2 separate regions of the Homo sapiens genome follow, and region 2 is linked to region 1. A link is a contact called in ENCODE Hi-C or POLR2A ChIA-PET data. All regions are on one chromosome and are shown on one strand. The core of a region is the stretch at or near the end of the contact, and the rest is flanking DNA. Distances in the headings are between cores, read along the strand shown. Region 1 holds the start of TMEFF1 (transmembrane protein with EGF like and two follistatin like domains 1). Region 2 holds the start of TEX10 (testis expressed 10).

The links. A loop is a pair of places that touch in the nucleus more often than their neighbours do. ChIA-PET counts read pairs that join two places held with the same protein, here RNA polymerase II (POLR2A). Pooled maps may share reads with other maps.
Region 2: a pooled map shows a loop between it and region 1 (11-fold over the local background). The contact joins the promoter of TEX10 here to the promoter of TMEFF1 in region 1. A Hi-C loop is called at or near these places in 1 of 168 maps with a recorded cell type or tissue (gastrocnemius medialis) and 12 of 50 pooled maps. POLR2A ChIA-PET finds 5 or more read pairs at or near these places in 5 of 52 experiments (H1, WTC11 and activated CD4-positive, alpha-beta T cell).

What each region holds. Positions count from the first base shown.
Region 1 is chr9:100,470,478-100,476,370 of GRCh38, forward strand. TMEFF1 (transmembrane protein with EGF like and two follistatin like domains 1) reads left to right here and starts at 2,672. Exons shown (of 10, transcript NM_003692.5): 1 at 2,672-3,263. The coding sequence starts at 3,068. The region is part of intron 1 of MSANTD3-TMEFF1 (MSANTD3-TMEFF1 readthrough); the gene reads left to right. It overlaps LOC124902237 (a long non-coding RNA gene), which reads right to left and starts at 2,413. Exons shown (of 3, transcript XR_007061702.1): 1 at 2,326-2,413; 2 at 1,900-2,030; 3 at 573-697. RefSeq lists silencers at 2,488-2,647, 2,928-2,987, 3,298-3,457.
Region 2 is chr9:100,350,735-100,356,627 of GRCh38, forward strand. It overlaps TEX10 (testis expressed 10), which reads right to left and starts at 2,208. Exons shown (of 15, transcript NM_017746.4): 1 at 2,038-2,208. It overlaps LOC105376177 (a long non-coding RNA gene), which reads left to right and starts at 2,316. Exons shown (of 4, transcript NR_188642.1): 1 at 2,316-2,847; 2 at 3,263-3,361. RefSeq lists enhancers at 1,447-1,496, 1,901-2,535 and a silencer at 1,837-2,386.

The sequences.
Region 1 (5,893 bases), core at 1,422-3,921:
CAGTGCCCAGGTGGTACAGTGGCATGATCATAGCTCACTTGTAACCTTGAACTCCTGGGTGCAAGTGATCCTCTCACCTCAGCCTCCTGAATATCTAAGACTACAGGTGCACACCACCACACTGGCTAATTAAATTTTTTTTTTTTTTTTTTTGTAGAGACAAGGTCTCACTATGTTGTTCAGTCTGGTCTCGAAGTCCTGGCTTCAAGCAATCCTCCTGCCTCGGCCTCAGAAAGTGCTGAGATTACAAATGTGAGCCACCCACTCCCTCCGATTTTTTGCTTTTTATTTAATGGTTGACTTCTCTTAGTATTTCTGCCTGGGCTATGGTGAGCAGTGAAATGAAAATTCAAGGCAGAATACTGGGGCTTGGAGAGCCAAGACACAGGTCAGGAATGAAGCATGGAAGAGGTCAACCTTAGCAGAGAAGCTGCTGAAGGTCTGAGAAAAAGCCTTAGCTGTGGCTTAGCAGTTAGGAACCTGAGATCCCACAATATTCAGAAAAGCCAGAAGTTCAATTTTAGTTCTAACATTTGGCATGCCACTAACAGTTTAGACGTGTGAGGCGAGTCTTAATAAAATGTTAAAAAATGTGAATTTATTTGTATAAAAAGTATAATGAAAGTACTATTTAAAATAGTTTTTTTTTTCTTTGAGACAGAGTCTTGTGATCATGCCTGGGTGACGAAGTGAGACCCTGTTAGAAAAAAAAAAAGATAAAAATTCAGATCACAGAGAAAAATATAAAGAACAGGTAATTATAGGTAATTATTACTCATAAGCTGGTCTTTCAGACATAACCACTGTTAATATATTGCTGTATAGTGTTCTTCACTTTTTTCTCCTAGGGATGTGTACACATTATATATATTCTAGAAAAATAGGGTTTTCCTATTACTCATCAGTATCCTGCTTTTTCCATGTCAGTAAACGCTAACCTAATTATCATCATTGTTAAAGCTGCATAATACTCCATTGTACTAAGAGGTACCGTACTTTAGTCCCCACTGATGGACATTTAAGTTATAAAGGCTGTGATGAACATCCTAATGTATACATTTTTGTGTGCTTATCCAGTTATCCTTTAGATAAATTCCAATAAATGGAATTGCTAAAGAGTAAACATATTTTAAAGGTTTTTTGATACATAGTCAAATTGCCCTCCTAAAATGTATAAATTAGTAGTGCTCAGTCTGCCAATTCTTTTAACTCTTGTTAATCATCCAAAGGGAAAATAATTGTGTGTGCGTGTGTGTGTGTGATGGAGTTTCGCTCTTGTTGCCCAAGCTGGAGTGAAATAGTGCAATCTCTGCTCACTGCAACCTCTACCTCCCGGGTTCAAGCGATTCTCCTGCCTCAGCCTCCTAAGTAGCTGGGATTATAGGCGTTACAGGTGCGCGCCACCATGCCTGGCTAATTTTTTCTATTTTTAGTAGAAACGGGGTTTCACCATGTTAGCCAGGTTGGTTTCGAACTCCTGCCCTCAGGTGATCCGCCCACCTCGGCCTCTAAAAGTGCTGGGATTACAGGTGTGAGCCACTGCCCCTGGCCAGAGTTTTGTGGTTTTAATCTTTTATTACTAGTGGGTTCAAATCTGTTTTCATGTATTTATTGTCTGTACTTTTTGTGAATAAGAGTCAAGCTTCCTATTTTTCTATTATGTTAACTTTTTCTTCTTGACATATAACTTTATATTAAGTATATTGTCTCATATTTGCACTGAAGACATTTTTCCTAATGTGGCTTTGCTTGCGGTGGCTTTTCACACATTTCTTAATTTTATGAATCAAATTGATCAGTTTTTCAATGAGACTTAAAATTCCTTCTGGGGTGGGATGCAATATAATAGAATGAAAAAGGCAGAGGACTTTCACACAATTCAGTCCATGATCTTAGTACCTATGTCTAGTTATCACCTAGCAGGATGTGGTAGGAAGAGCACTGGACTGGGAGTCAGATCACCTTGCCTCTCTGGGTCCCTACTTCCTCATCTGTAGAATGGAGATAAGAACGAAAACTCCCTCCGAGGCCTGTAAAAAAATAATTGAAGAGAATGCACATAAAGAGCTTTCACCAGGCCTTGTATATTAGAAAATCCTCTCTGAATCTCAGCTTTTGTTAGGGGGAGAGGGCAACACAGACTTTTGTAAAACTATTTTCACTCACTTGTATGTGAGTCTACGGGAATGAGGTGGGGATGAGGAACCTAGAAATCTAACCATTCACCCAACATCTCTGAGAACTGCATGGCTAGAGTCAGAACTTGGGCTCCCATCCTGGTCCTGCCCATTTCTTGGTATGCAACCTTGGACAAGTCACCTTTACCTCTTCCGTGACTCAGTTTCTTCCACCTAAAAACTATTATAGATATATGACAGACCACCTGCCCTCATTCCCAGCCCTGCTGCTGGGCGAAGGAAACGCTTCAAAAACAGCTCACAAAGGGCGGCAAACAAGTCTGCTACGGTGCAGCCTACCGCCGAGGGGTGGCCCCAACCCCGGCCCCCGCGCCCCTGCCCTGTCGCAGGAACAATAGCTCCCCTGGAGGCGGCGCCGGCCGCGGCCGGGGGCGGAGCTGTCGGCGCGGGAGCTGGGGGTGTGCGCGGGGCGGGGTCGCAGCCACCCCTCCCGCCGGCGGCTCCGTCACGCGCCCCTCACCGGGCGGGCCGGGGTCTTTGTGACGCGGTGGCAACGGCCACGGACACAAAGGGAAGGCGAGGAGGCGAGCAAGAGGCTGGGCCTGCCTCCGGCCCGCGACCCCCGCCCGCCGCGCGCGCGCCCGCCCGCTCCCCTCGCCGCGGTGTCCCCCACGCCGGCTCGCACCCTCGCGCGCACCCTTGCGCGCCCGCGACCCTCGCACGCGCCCGGACCCGCCGACTCCGTCCCGAGCGCCGCGGGCCCGGGCCTGGCGGACGCTGCGGGTGGGGCGGGGATGCTGACGGGCTGCTCCCCGGCTCAGCGGCGCGGCTGCTAGGAGGCACCGAGGCAGCGGCGGGGCTCTGGGCGCGCGGCTGGATGCCCCCGGCCTGCGGCTCCCTGCGCTTCCCGCCGTCCAGGGGCACCAGTCATGGGCGCCGCAGCCGCTGAGGCGCCGCTCCGGCTGCCTGCCGCGCCTCCGCTCGCCTTCTGCTGCTACACGTCGGTGCTTCTGCTCTTCGCCTTCTCTCTGCCCGGGAGCCGCGCGTCCAACCAGCCCCCGGGTGGTGGCGGCGGCAGCGGCGGGGACTGTCCCGGCGGCAAAGGCAAGAGCATCAACTGCTCAGGTAGGACCGGTCGGAGCCGGCCCTAGGTCTTCCCACCCCTCCGTTGCCGCCTCCCTCGTGGTCCCTGCGGTCGGCCGGGCTGGGAAAGACCCCGTCGTGGGGGTCCCAGGGGTGGGCCCGAGGGTGAGCGAGGGCGGAGGGCAGGGCGCGAGCGTGCGGTGTGGCTTTGGGACCGGCGCTGGGGATGGGAGTGGCCGTGGGTGCGTCCGAGTGTGTCGAGTGGCTGGGCGAGGGCGGCCCGGCGTGTGGGGAGGCGGTGGGGCCGGGGCCGGGGCCGGCGAGGCTGAGCGGCCGGCCGGGGCTCCCGGTGTGGTCGTGGGTGTGCTCGCGGGAGCGTGTGTTTGTGTTGTGAAGGCTGAGGGGAGGGAGGGCGGCCCCAGGCAGGGATCTGTGTGTGTGTGTGCAGAGTGCGGTGGGTGGGAGACGGCGAGGGGGCTGGGCGGGGTGAGGGCAGGGGAGTGACCATGTGCTGATGTGCTGGGGAGATTCTTCCTTAAGGCACTGGGGGTCTCGGGGGTGGGGGTCGTGTGGATAAAGGGAACGGGTTGTCTTGAGGACGCGGTTTGGCGATGCAGAGTGACTGTGTGTGTGCGCGCGCGCGCGCGTGTGTGTTCTTTGGGTTCTGAGATGGGATCTGGGGGCTTAGAGTGACCTCGGGTCTGTGGATATGAGCGGGGAAAGTCCCAGGGCCCAGGAAGTGACCCTGTGTTTTTGTGTGTTGTGTGTGAAGCCTGGGGCTCAGTTAGTCACCCTGGGGTATGCATTGAAGAGGAGGGATGGGTGCCCTATAGCGAACCCCATTTATGTCTTTTCAAAGGGGAGGAGGCTTGGGAGTCATCATCCTGTGTAGGGTTTGGATGTAGAAAGAGGAAATTAGGTCTCAGGGAATGCCCTTGTGTAGCAAGGTGTAACCCTGGGTTATTAAAGTGTGGAAAGAGAGAATTGGGTCCCAGGGAAGATGTCGTGCCTGTGTGTGTGTGTTTTGCGGGAGGGCCTGGATTCTGGCAGCAGCGGGGAGCAAGGGAGTGACCTCTCCCCTCTCTCCAAGGCCGCTTGCCCCCCCACAGCTGTTGGAAACAAAGAGCTTGCTGAGGCTTTAGTGGATAACACTGGGGAGGAGGGTCCCAGCAGTAAAGTTCCTCTTCATTTCTAAAGGGGTCCCAGAGGCGCACAAGGATTATGGCCCTGGGGCAAAGACAGGCATTCAGGTCTCATTTTTTGAGTGGAGGGTCTTCTTGGAGCTGGCCTAGCAGATGCTAGTGATCATAAGCCACATCCTTGCTAACTTGCCCTTTTATCAATTCTGGAGCCTTCTCTTGTCTTCTTTAAACCAAGGCGGAGTAGGGGGAGGAGGGAGGAACATAAGGCCACTGGGAATCTGCCGGACAACCTTTATACTTTTGGGCTCTTGAAGGGGCATTATTTCTGGAAGAGTGAGGAAGGAGCAAGAGAGTCTCAGCGCAGATGCTTATGCTACCCTAAATGAAGCAAGCCTTTGGCCCGCTATTTAGGTTTGAAGGCCTTAAATCTTTTAATAATTTTCATATGGTAATGTTTTATGAGGGGAATGGCAGTTTTGAGCACAGTAAACAATGGCATGTCCATTAAAAGCATTTCCATCCGTGAAAAAACTTTTCTGTTATTTTTCTGATGTTGAACGGGATATGGGGTAATGCTTTATTACATAATCATACTTTAAGAATAAAAACCAGTTGTATATTAGAGTGCCTTTTTATGTAACAAATATTAATTATCAAACTTGTAAGTGATCGCACCATGTCAATATTTTTCCAGCTAATGTGTCGCGGGTATTTGTTCTTGCTAAGCTAATTCGTTCTTAGCAAAATATAGTGTGTCTTGATGGGATGTTTTTGTGTGTACTTTCTAACTTGCATAGTTCAAGTTTTAAGAAAGGAAATAAAAGAAATAGAGGGATGGATACCCTTGAGGATGTGGGTTGGTGATGCAGAGCGACTGTGTGTGTGTGTGTGTGTGTGTGTGTGTGTGTGTGTGTGTTCTTTGGGTTCTAAGATGGAATGTAGGGGCTTGGAGTGACCTCGGGTATGGGCAGGAAAGTCCCAGGGCCGGAGAAGTGAACCTGTGTTTTTGTGTGGTGTGTGTGCGTGTGAAGCCTGGGGCTCAGTTAGTCACCCTGGGGTACTATGCATTGAAGAGGAGGGGTGGGTGACATGCAGTGTGGGAAAAAGGGGACTGATCTAGGGGTCATGGTCCTTGTTAAGCAGCTGTGTAATTTGGGGCAAGTTACTTAATTTCTCTTAGTTTCCATTCCTTTTAAAAAAGAGACTTGGATTTAGTAATATCTGAGTCTTCTTTCAAGCGTATTCATCACTGATATAAATGTCAATAAATTAAGCTGATCAAATAAAATGTTTTCTAGCAGTAAGATATACTTGAATAACTGGGTCTAAAGCTAGAGTTTTAACTAAGTGATACTTGTAGATTCTTATTGTAACTTTTTAGGATGAAGATTTGGGAACGATTCATATGGAAAAAAAATTTTTTTAGTTGGTAAGTTTGAGAACCATGTTAATACAGTCTGGACACACACATCTGTTAATGCAGCTCGAAATTGTGCACAGTTTGTTTAGTAGCTTTTATTATCTAGGTAT
Region 2 (5,893 bases), core at 958-3,457, 120 kb before region 1:
TGGCCAGTGCAATACTGAACAGCTCAAGTTCAAGGAATTCAGAAGCCAATCAGCTATGACAATATATCCAAATTTACTTAATTACAGGGTTATATTAGATCGCCATGAGGTAGGATTTCCCACAGGTTAAGAACCAATTCTACAACCAGATTGATTAGGCTTTTATCCAAACTCTGACGCCTTCCAGCTGTACACTGTCCCAATTTCTATCTACAAAATAGGGATAATCATACACAATTGTAAAACACTCAGAACTGTGCCTGGTACATGGTTAAATACGTATGCTCAAAGCATAAACATGTGCGTGTCCCTCAAGTCTCAGGATCAGGACATACCAAGCCCGGTACTAGATGCATTGTGTACCTCAGTATACAATCTGCACAGAACCATGCAAGGTAGGTGGAACTAAACCCATTTTAACAATGTACCTCAGAAAAGTTTGGAAGTCACGCCTTTATCAAGAAGTTGAAAAGGGATTCATTCACAGAACTGAGCTCTGCAAAACCACCTTTAACATACCAGAATTAACCTGAAGACTGGAAGTCTTCGTGGCAAAACAGTTTGGCTTATTTCATTTGTCCCTATTACCAAATTTTCATCTCACCCACACCTCTAGTTACCTTAGTCTTAAAAAACAAAACAAAACAAAAAAAAAAGCTGGGGGTCGGTGGGTGGGTGGGTGGGAGGGAATAAGGCCTAAAAAGAAGGCCATGATACTCACCTGGCCTCTTTTAATACAAAAATGGTTTTCATTAATTAAGCAAGCACACTTTGTGAGCTTTTCCTACAATTTTATTACTAGCTGGTACTAGACACGAAAGTAAATGGTACAGGACATTCAGAAAAATTAACTCCCTTCCTCCTCCACTCCTGTGGGTTCTATTTAGCCATTAACCACCTGATAGATCTTCAACAGTCTACTGTCAACTTCATGCCATATTATCTATCGCTTTGTATTAGTCACATTAATGCTTTCTCTGTTAGGAAAATTAAGAAGGCTGATTGACCTTCCTTGACTTTTCAAACCTAGTAATATTATTACGGGATACAAAGCATTTTCATGCGAAGAACTCTCAAAGTTCTACTAGTAATTGACTTTAACTTATAACAAAGATTTTCATAACACAGCAAATCAAAAAGTCCCACTAAGCCACTTTTACAGTAGCCGGTTTTTAGCAAAAGGTAGGAACGCCAGTCTCAGAGGAGGAGCTCACATCACTAGTCCTTAGGTTTGCGATCCCCAATAGTTTCAAAGCTGAATGTCACACATTCCTACTGTAGGTCTTTTCTAATTCCAACAAAAGGCAGATCCTAGCGTTTTTAGGATTTCAATCGAACTAAATTCCAACTATAAATAGTTTGCCTGCCACCTTCTTACCCTTCCTCATTTCCACCTTCTTTTCCAAAAAAAATCAGAGAGAACGATCGTACTGCACTCGGCCTTTGATAATTTCCTCCCCAAACCCTTAAACTCATGAGTTCCTCCAAACTCCACTGAGGGGCCAACCAGAGGCGACAGACTTCCCAAAAAGCAAATGGCCCAGGCAGGGGCGACCCCAGAAAACTGGTAGTCCCCTTCCGCTCGCTTAACTCTCCCGCCTGGGCGACCAGAGGACGGAACAGGGGACGCCAGCTCATCCCCACTCCGTATTCGGTCCTGCATCCATCCCAGAGGCGAACACACCATGGGTTTTAGGAAACCATCGTTCCTCCTACTCCAAGGGACGCCGGCCAGGACCAGAGTCGGGGAAGTGGGGCCCGATTCACACACTCCGGGCTAAAACTCTCTCGGACCCGAAACCAGGCGAACCCGCCCAGTCACCTGAAGCTCCGCAAACGCCCTAGGGGGTCCCGCCCCCGCAGTGCCGGCCGCACACCCAGGCCCAGCTCGGAGGGACGCCGCGGCCCAGACCCGGGGGACGCAAATCGTGCACGGCCGACCCTGCCCGCTTGGGCCGCGGATCGGGGGGCGACGGCCCCACCACGCTCAGTCCCGCGCCCCGGGAGGACCCGGCCCGACGGGCGACGGCCGCTTACCTGAGGACCCGGCCGCGGCCGGGGCGAGAAGCCCGAGAAGACAAGCGAGGGAGCAGAAGCCCACGGGGCAACAGCGTGCGCCGCCGACCTCAGGCTCTAGCTCCCGGAGCGTGTTTTCAAATAGCCTCGTCCTCACGCGGCCGCGTCTCCTTCCGCCGCCCGGAAATCAGGGCCCCTCCCCCTCCCTGCTGTGCTCACGTGATCGCAGCCCGCAGCCGCGCGCAACCGGGGAGGCGGGAGCGGGAGCGGTAGGCCCCGCCCACAGAGGAGGGTACCCCGCCGGAAGCCCCCTGCTCTGTGGGAACCGGAGGGAGGACAGCGCGAGGTCCCCGGACAAAGCGTGGCGCATAAGTCCGGCCCGTAACTTGGTGGGCAGGCAACTTAGGGGATGTGGGCCTGGTTATAGCTGAGCATGCTTTTCTATTCCTCCCAGACCACAGTTCTTCAGACCTGGAGCCACTTTCAGAGAAGAGTATAAGTTGCACTGAATTGAAAAAGGGAAAAGTTTAGGACTGCAGAAGATGGAATTCCTGGGGACGTTAAACTGGGCTAAGATGGAGCAGATAAGATTTCCTTAATTAGAGCAAGACACACCTAGTATCTAGAGCCTGGAAGTCTTGGTCAAGGATTCTCCCTAACATCTCAGTTTCTCAGCACTAACATTCCTGCTACTAAAATGAAGTGAGAAATTAATTTCTGAAGTTAAGTAAAGAAATAAACTAAAATTCCTAGAAAAGAGGTAAGAAGAATGAGCCTTTGAAAAATGTCTTCACAAAGACTGGCATGATGGCATGGAAGAAAGAGCCCCAGGTAAGGACTTCAGACCTTGATTCAAATTTGTGTCTACACCTCACCAGATAATTAAGACTTAGTAAAGCTAGCGAAGATATTGACCCTCATTATATTGGGTGGGAATTCAAAGGAATGATGTCTAAATCCAGGGAGACCCAAGCACTGGAACTAAAACCATGCCTGTTCCATAATCGGAGATAAAGAGGCAGCGCTAGAAACCCTGACCTCCCTTTGCTGGCAATATGGCCACATCACCACAATCTGCCTGGAATCGACCATAACCATAAATATTTGGGAGTCATTGGCATTATGTGGCATTATATTCTGTTTAAAGCTATGAGACTAGATCAGAAGAGGAAAGATTTATTGCCAACCAGACAAGTCCCTGGAACTCCAAACTTGTATCCAACAGTTTTTTCAATGTTTCCTTCAGATATCCAGTATACATCTCAAGGTCAACTTGTCCAAAACAGAGCTACTGATGATTTTCCCCTTGAAATCTACTCTTCCTACAGCTTATTCATCTCAAATAGTAAGTCTGTCCTTGCAGTTACTCAAGCAGAAACCTTTGGGTTTTTGGTTTGGCCTCTTTGTTCCACACCTCACATCTAATCCATCTGGAGATTGACTCTACCTTTAAAGACATCCTAACTTTCACCAGTTAACACACCTCCCCTGCTACCATTCTGGTCCAAGCCGCTTCTTGATCACTGCAAAAAGCCTGCAAACACATCTTCCTGCTTCCCTTATTGTCCTTCTTCCCCCTACAGTCTGGTATCAGCAGAGCAGCTGTGTGATTATTTTAAGATCTAGGTTAGATCAGATCACTCTTTGGCTCAAAACCCTTTAATGGCTCCCTATTTCACTTCGAGTAAAACCCAGAGTCCTTTCTAGGGCCTTCCCTTAGGCTGTTCTTGCATGGCTATAAAGAAATACCTGAGACTGGGTAATTTACAAAGAAAAGAGGTTTAATTGGCTCATGATTCTGCTGGCTTTACAGGAAGCATTATGTTGGCATCTGCTTGCTTTTGGTGAAGTCTCAGGGAGCTTTCAATCATAGAAGGTGAAGGGGGAACAGGCATGTCACATGTTGAAAGCAGGAGCAAGAGAGAGAGCAAAAGAAAAGAGACAGAGAGAGAGAGAGGTGCCACACATTTTTAAACAGCCAAATCTGATGAGAACTCACTATCACTAAACAAGCACCAAGCCATGAGGGATCCACCCCCATGACCCAAGCATGTCCCACCAGGCCCCACCTCCAGCATTGAGGATTACAACACAACATGAGATTTGAGCAGGGACAAATATCCAAACCATATCAGTTCTCAAGCTCTTCCATATTCTGACACAGTCTCTTACCATCTGAGCACTCCTCCTTCCACTCTCCCCTTTTTTACTCTGCTCCAGTCACACTTGCTTCTTTGCCTTCCTCAAACACCAGTGACACACTCCTGCTTTTGGACCTTTTCTTTAGCTTTTCTGTCTGCCTGAAACACTCTTCCCCAATAAGTCCATGTGGCTAACTCCCTCTCCTCCCGAGTCCACTCAAATATCTTCTCAGGGAGCCCTACCCTGACCACCTCATTTAAAATAACAAATTACCTTCTCCCAGGACTTGCAATTTCCCTTTAGAACATATCACCTTCTGGGAACATCACACTCTGGGGACTGTTGTGGGGTGGGGGGAGGGGGGAGGGATAGCTTTAGGAGATATACCTAATGCTAAATGACGAGTTAATGGGTGCAGCACACCAGCATGGCACATGTATACATATGTAACTAACCTGCACATTGTGCACATGTACCCTAAAACTTAAAGTATAATAATAATAAAATAAAAAAGAACATATCGCCTTCTAATATACCATGTAATTTACTTATTTATCATAATGATTATTTGATTCTGTCCTTCATCCACCACTAATATGTAAGTTTTACATGGGTCGTTTGTTTTATTCCCTGGTATATTCCAAGTAGCTAGAGCAGTGTCTGGCACCTAGTAGGCCCTCAATAAATATTTGTTGAATAAATGTCTAGGAAGCACCTGCTACATAGCGGTGCTGAGCAAACACTAGCTCTTATTGTTTCCCTACTTCACTGCAGCACAGGGTTTATAGACTCAGCCCATTAAGTGGGTCTGGTGGCTATGTAGCTGACAGAAGTACTCCTGGCCTGACTAAAGGAAGCAGCAGATCTTCAGCAACAGTCAACTGTTGTCATGAGGAAATGCAAATCTTCTCATTTTTCAAGCAAACCGGAAATCCAGTGTTTAAGTCCATTCTCTGCTGCTATAACAGAATACCACAGACTGGGTAGTTTACAATGAACAGAAGACTATTTGGCTAATGCTTCTGCAGCTGAGAAGTCCAAGAGTGTGGCATCAGCATCTGGTGAGGGTCATCCATACCATGACAGAAGGGTAGAAGGCAGAAGTGAGCTCTAGAGACAGAGAGAACAAATCAGGTTGAATTCATCCTATTTGTCAAGAGCTCACACCCAGGATAACTAACCCACTCCCACAATAACAATTATCTATTCATGAGGGCAGAGCCCTCATAACCTAATCACCTCTTAAAGGTCCGGCTTCTCAATACTGTTAGAGTGGCAATTAAATTTCAAAATGAGTTTTGGAGGGGACATTCAAACCATAACATCCAGAAATGTTTATAAGAAATCTGCTCTTTAAATATTGGCAAGTACATTTTTCCCCCTATTTTCGAAACACTGTGTAGGCCAAACAAAATACTTATTGCCAGTTGCCAGTTTACTGTCTCTGGTTTAGGACATAAAAAGTTTGTACTTGAAGACAGGCTTTTTCCAACTCTTAAGTGATGAACGCAACAATTGTAAGGATTGATCACTTCCCGAGCTTGAAGAGATCTTTGATAAATAACAAGCATGTAATTAATCAAGGTCCTTCACCCATGCCAGAAAAACATTATTTACAACGAACATACATTCTGGAATGTGTAGGACACTCCAATTCCAAAACTCTGTCCAGTTGGCCACATAGGTGCTGTGTTTAGTTTCCGCAGCCATAACAAAGTACCACAAACTGGGTAGC